2 separate regions of the Homo sapiens genome follow, and region 1 is linked to region 2. A link is a loop called in an ENCODE intact Hi-C map of the cell type or tissue named here. Cell type or tissue: endothelial cell of umbilical vein. All regions are shown on one strand. Links, peaks and the distances in the headings refer to the core of each region. The heading gives the core; the rest is flanking DNA. Region 1 overlaps FRMD4A (FERM domain containing 4A). Region 2 overlaps FRMD4A (FERM domain containing 4A).

Region 1 (2,909 bases), core at 201-2,700, 200 kb before region 2:
GTGATTTTTAACATGAAAAAATGCATGCTTGGAGAACTTTTCATCAGGCTTAGAAATTTTAGAAATAAAATAGTTCATTTCAGAGAGCATTGAAATTGAAGCTCTTTGAAAACCAAGCACCTTTTGATGGTGGCTGGGAGTCTCTGGAAGAGCTTTGCTTTCTGGCTAGATTCCATGGCTCACTGGCACTCGGTGAAGAGTGCAAATGTAATTTAACAGAGAGAGAGGAGAATGGAAAAAAATAACTGAACATTCATTTTAAAAAATTAGCAGCATCCAGTAAAATACCCAGCTGAAACTATGGTTTGTAAATCCTACAGTTTCCATTTCTTAGGCTGTGAAATGAGGGAGCTGACCTATCTTCTGGGTCCAAGCTTGTTAGGCTATTGCAATACCAACGTTTGCAGGTTAACTGTGAATTTCAGTCATCCTCATTCTGTGCTCCCAGCAAAGGAGCACTGCAACAGAGGGCTGGCCCTAAATGGGAACAGAGAAACGCTCGTGGGAAGTGATAGTTATATCTCTTTTTAGTATTTAAAATTTCATCACAGTCCTACCCAGTCAGGAGGCTGAGGCAGGAGGATCGCTTAAGCCCAGGAGTTTGAGGCTGGAGTGAGCTAGCATTGCACCACTGCACTCAGGGCGACAGAGCGAGACCCTGTCTCAAAAAAAAGTTATCATTGGAAAGTCATTCATTTAGGTTATACATTGTCATTTGGTCCTGGTTCCCTTTAGTGGGCAAATGCTCCTTTATTAGTAACACCTCAGGGGATAAATATAGCTGTGTAAATGACTTTGTCTTTATTTCCCCCAAAATAAGAACAGAAAGGGATAACGACTCTGTCTCCCTCTCAATTTTGACTCAGGCCAGTCCTGCTCAAACATGTCCAGAACCATCCATTCCCCAGAAAGAGATTTCGCAGCTCTCCCTGGGCACACGGTCCAGCATAAACAAACCCTGGCACAATCCGACTTTGGCTGCGCCCTGGGGCAGAGCAGAGGCTATGACCAAAATTAAGGCCCCTGGAATCCTGTCCATTGTTAGACCTAAAAGGAGAGGCCACAGGCCATGGGTAATGGAGGACTTTAAAAGGCCAGGAACAGAGATACAGGGAGGAGAAGGAGGAAGGACAAAAGAGAAGGGATGAAGACAAAACCGAAAAACGTCGTGTGATTTATATCAGCGCAAGGCAGTGAATTCTGAGCTGAACACAGCCGCCATCATGACGCTGACAGAGCCTATCAGCTCCCCTCTCTGTTTGGAGAGATGTCAGATAGCTGGCACTCTCATTGTTACATTAGTTATTAATAAACTCCTTAACAATGGGAGGAAGTGCTAGCATTCAGAGAATGGGAGTGTGTCAACAGCTGAGGACTGAATGTGGACGGATCCCAGGCAATGCCAGGCCCATGTTTAGCACAACCTGTTTTCTCCCAGAACAGAAAGTGTCAGAGCCAGGGTACAATGACAGACTGCAAGTTTTGTTTCATTTCTCGTTTTTTAAACCCAAGATCCATCACCAGATTCTTCGCAATCTTGCTGATCACACTGCAGATGACTCAATGGCCATCTCAGTAATCACACAGCCAAATTCCTACTTGAAAACACAACATATCCCTTAGTTTTACAGAGAATGGGTCGTTTATGGCCCTAGACTTCTAGTCGAGAAGCCAAGATCAGCCTCATCATCTCATTTAAGAAATGCTGCAGTCCCATTTATTCGTTTCAGTGGTTAATACAACAAGCCACACGTCCCTGCAGCACACTGGGTATTTCCTAAGTGGGTTTGTGCTATTTTCCTTAAAAAGCCTGAGAACAAAAACTAACTCTCCTAACTCCCATTGAAATCAGAACTGTTCTCTGATGGCTTGGCCAGGTGTGGTGGCTCAAGCCTGTAATCCCAGCATGTTGGGAGGCCGAGGCAGGCAGCTCACTTGAGCTCAAGAGTTCGAGACCATCCTGGCCAACATCATGAAACCCCATCTCTACTAAAAATACAAAAATTAATTAGCCAAATGTGGTGGTGGGCAACTGTAGTCCCAGCTGCTCAGGAGGCTGAGGCAGGAGAATCGCAGATAACCCGGGAGGAAGAGGTTGCAGTGAGCCGAGATCATGCCACTGCACTCCAGCCTGGGCGACAGAGCAAGACTCCATCTCAAAAAACAAAATGAATGAATGAATGAGCTGTTCTCTGATGGCAAATCCCCAAAACAACACTTAGAACAAATCTCAGGCTCTGTCTCACTTTCAGACAAGCTATGAATGGGCTGTGTGTCTTCACCTACAAAGATACACCCAGTTATTGTTGCTTTGTTGTTGTTATTCCCTTTTTTCTCCCCTCCAACATTTTCTGGAATTTCAAGTAACATGAGATGGGAAGGAAGGAATAAACCCATTCAAGTTCTTTCAACATGGATTTTGGATTCTTTTTTTAAAAGACCCTGAACATGTCTTAACCAGATGGTTTGAATTCATAGTTGTTCTCTCAAACTGTACCTGAACTTTCTGCAAATGTGTTACCTGAAGACTTAGGAGTGAAAGCAACAGAGAGACGCAGCTACAAATGTGGAAGCAATCACTGGGCTGTCACAGGGCAGAGTGAATCCAATGCACCCTGCCTGCTCCCCCTCCAGTGGTCAATAACAGAGGCACTGAGCACCTGCACAAATGGATTCAGGACGCGGGTTCCACGACTTTCCTCCCATCTGAATGCCACTCAGTGCTGCATGGGGAGGTGAGAATTTCATTCCTTTTCTTCCAACACAGGCTTACAGCTCTGATTCAGATGGTTCACCACCTCTAAGGGCCTCCACTTAAATACAGGTCTACGGGGTCTCACAGGGGACAGCTCTGCGTATCACTACTACGGGATTCAGGGCCCTGATCTCAAGCCTTAACCAATCACTTT
Region 2 (2,909 bases), core at 204-2,703:
GTGAATTGAACTACAAGCATGCTGCACGCACGTGCGGATGCAAACACACACGCACCAGCATAAACAATGTAAACACAAGTGGTATATTCATGCAGTAAAGGCAGTAACGATCTTTGATGGTAGTCTCACCCAACACTTACTTAAAGACAAAGGTAGCCTGGCAAGTCCCCTCAATATGAGATCTCCTGAACCTTCCATATCCCTTTCTTTCACATCACAAACCAATCTCACTTTTTGCATCCACTCCTTAAGGTTGACTCAAGAGCTCTTTCCTTGGCAACTCTTGCATATCTGCTATTCCACAGAGCTCTCTCCCCAAGTTCCAGAACCAAGCAAGGAGTCACTGGATGTCTTTCCCTTTGACCTCAGGCTATAACTTCGCTGTGACAATAACATCGAGAGCTGTGCACATCTGGGATGCTGTTCTCATGGATTATGAAATCAGCAACTCACTGAACCTCAAGGGGTCTCAGTTTCCCCAATGACGAGATCATGCTAATGGCACCAGCCACCTGCCAGGTTATCAGGGGACTTGATAACAATGTCTGCAAATTACAAAGAGAACCCGTGCCATAAATAACAAGTCTTATTAATAAAATTAGTTCAAGACAAGTGCCAAAAACAATATAGCAATAGCAGCGGCAGATCACACTTGGTCAGAACAAAAGAGGGTGGAGAGATTTTCTGATCCTTATTCCTACTAAAACAATTCCCCTTTAATGAAAGAATAAGAATTTAATTTTTTCTCCCTAAAACATTACTTCTACCCACACAACTTCATACACCAGTCATTACTTCTTTCTAACTTATCTGGAGGCAACATTGTATTCACTGGCTGGACAATATAGCGTTGATTTCAAAGCATGTCCAAATATTGCCTCCAATTAAATTAATTGCAGCTATTTAACTTCTCAGGACCAAGTGGATTCAAACCTATTTGTCACACGACCCTCATTCCTGCTGTGCCCTAAATAAACCCAAACTTCCTTTGCAACAGAATGGATCTAACAGAAGACAGTGTACAAACTGGATCATCTCCTAACCTTCTAGGTTGCAAGAGACAAGTAACACTTTGAGAACCAAACCAGATTTCTGTTGATTTGAGGCTTTGGTCTTCTGGCCCTGTCCAAGTCCAAGTCACACTCAAACATAAATGGGGCTTAATGCTACGAATGGGCTTGATACAATTTAAAGACCAAAAACAAAACAATGAAATGTGTCTTCCTCTCCCTGACTGCTGCCCCCAATGCAAAAGCACTTTGCTGCACATTTGAAGGACGGCATACCCAGCTAAGTTTCATGAAGTCTAAGGGACAGGTTACTGTATCCAGTTCCTAAGGTACTTCCCCAGGGTCAGCAGTGGCTTCCCAGGATGAAGTCAGCAGTTTGTCCCGGGCTCTCTGAGCGGTGCTTTCCCACAGATCAGTGATGCTGTTGGAAAAGGACGACTTACGGATGCAGAGGTGGAAGGGGGGTACCAGCAGCTGAACCCTCAATCAGGTCCAGGCAGATGTATTCCCGATAGAACAGGCTGTCACCACTGACCAGCTCAGACTTAGAAATGTGCCTGTCTAGGTTTTCAGAGCAACCCCTTTCATCACTATCTGTGAGGAGGATTCGAACTGAAAGAAGCCAGAAACAGCAGTAGCAGCGTCTCCACTGGGATGCTCCATTCATAGGGGAGCCAGAGCCGCATCCATTCATGGTGGGGTCAGGGAGTCCTTTGCGGGCATTGGTTCTCGTTTCTCAGCAAGCTGCACTTCCCGGGGGGCTGGCATGGCTGCATCGTTCAGAATGAGGATGTCTATTAAGAAGCCGTCGCCAGAGCTATTATTAGCACAGCCATCCCTTGGAAATTTCGCAGAATACGCCTGAATGTACGAACAGTTACTCTGCTAACAGGGTACTGGAGAAAAAGGCACCAAGTCGCTCGTTACGCACAGGCAGCCCACGCAGCTTTCTCGGTGCAGCACCGGGAATCTTTTCTGAATTCAACGTGCACCAACATTTGAGCAGCTGCCTCCAATATAGAAGCACTGCATTTAGCCAATTTTAAATGAGCACGTACTAAAGGGGGTTCCCTTCTGTTCTCCTCCCCTTCCGAGCGTCCGTTTTCTCTGCATCAAACTTGCTGCAGCCATTTGGAACGTAAAAAGCAGTCCATCTTAGCAGCCCCGGGCACCGGCGATCGGCTGCTGGCCCCCGCCACCCTTGTCTGAAACGCCCTGTCCTGCACCCAAAGGAAAGGGCTCCCCTGGCACTCTCAGAAAATGGTTTTAAAAAAAGCCTACACAGCTCTGCCTAAAGCCATGTCCTTTCCTATCTCCCCGGGTAGATTCAGACAGCGTGGGACTGAGGTGCCCAAGGAAAGTAGGTGTGTGTGTGCCGAGGGGAGGGTTGCAGAAGAAAGCACAGTATGTGCCCCACGTGGGATTTGCATTTAAAAACTGTAACATACGCGAAATAAACGACTCCAGGCCCCCAGTAAAGAAGCAGCGGCGCGTCCCTTTTCCCCGGCCCAGCGTGAAAACACGGAAGGCGAAGGGCTGCCGTCAGTCGCCTCCCTGCCACCGCGACCGGGAAACAAAGACACATTACCTTTTATTTTTTGCGCTTCCAAGGGATCCGAGGAACTTCTGGCTGCAAGCGGCTGGTACCCCGGAACGGGCGTCCCATTCGCCCGGGCGAAGGCCCTTGGCCTACTAGGCGGCCTTGGCGCCCGCAGCTGGCGAGCCCCCGCCCCGTCCCCGCCGCCGCCCCCGCCGCGGGCCCTCGGCGTCAGCCCATAGCCCGCTCGCGCCTCTCGCGCCGAGCCTGGCCCGGCGCCAGTGAGCCCCGCCGCCGGCCCGCCCCTCGCCCGCGCCCGGCCCGCCGCATGGTGCGCCCAGCGCGCCCCGAGCCAGTCCCCG

What was found. A loop is a pair of places that touch in the nucleus more often than their neighbours do. Peaks named below come from ENCODE experiments on the same cell type or tissue, not always from the same donor. Only the 100,000 strongest peaks of a DNase experiment are listed, where the experiment ranks them.
Region 1: it touches region 2 in a loop (6-fold over the local background); 1 of 110 quality-filtered maps calls a loop at or near these places.

What each region holds. Positions count from the first base shown.
Region 1 is chr10:13,685,138-13,688,046 of GRCh38, forward strand. All of the region lies in intron 15 of FRMD4A (FERM domain containing 4A), which reads right to left. Among named protein-coding and RNA genes, the nearest start is that of PRPF18, 100 kb to the left of the region's middle. RefSeq lists a silencer at 1,570-1,689. In endothelial cell of umbilical vein, for the core only: no CTCF peak of the experiment used is centred there; a DNase peak (open chromatin) is centred at 1,334; H3K27ac peaks cover 2,500 bases.
Region 2 is chr10:13,889,026-13,891,934 of GRCh38, forward strand. The region is part of intron 2 of FRMD4A (FERM domain containing 4A); the gene reads right to left. Among named protein-coding and RNA genes, the nearest start is that of FRMD4A-AS2, 100 kb to the right of the region's middle. In endothelial cell of umbilical vein, for the core only: no CTCF peak of the experiment used is centred there; DNase peaks (open chromatin) are centred at 1,386, 2,186, 2,266 and 2,436; H3K4me3 peaks cover 2,500 bases; H3K27ac peaks cover 2,500 bases.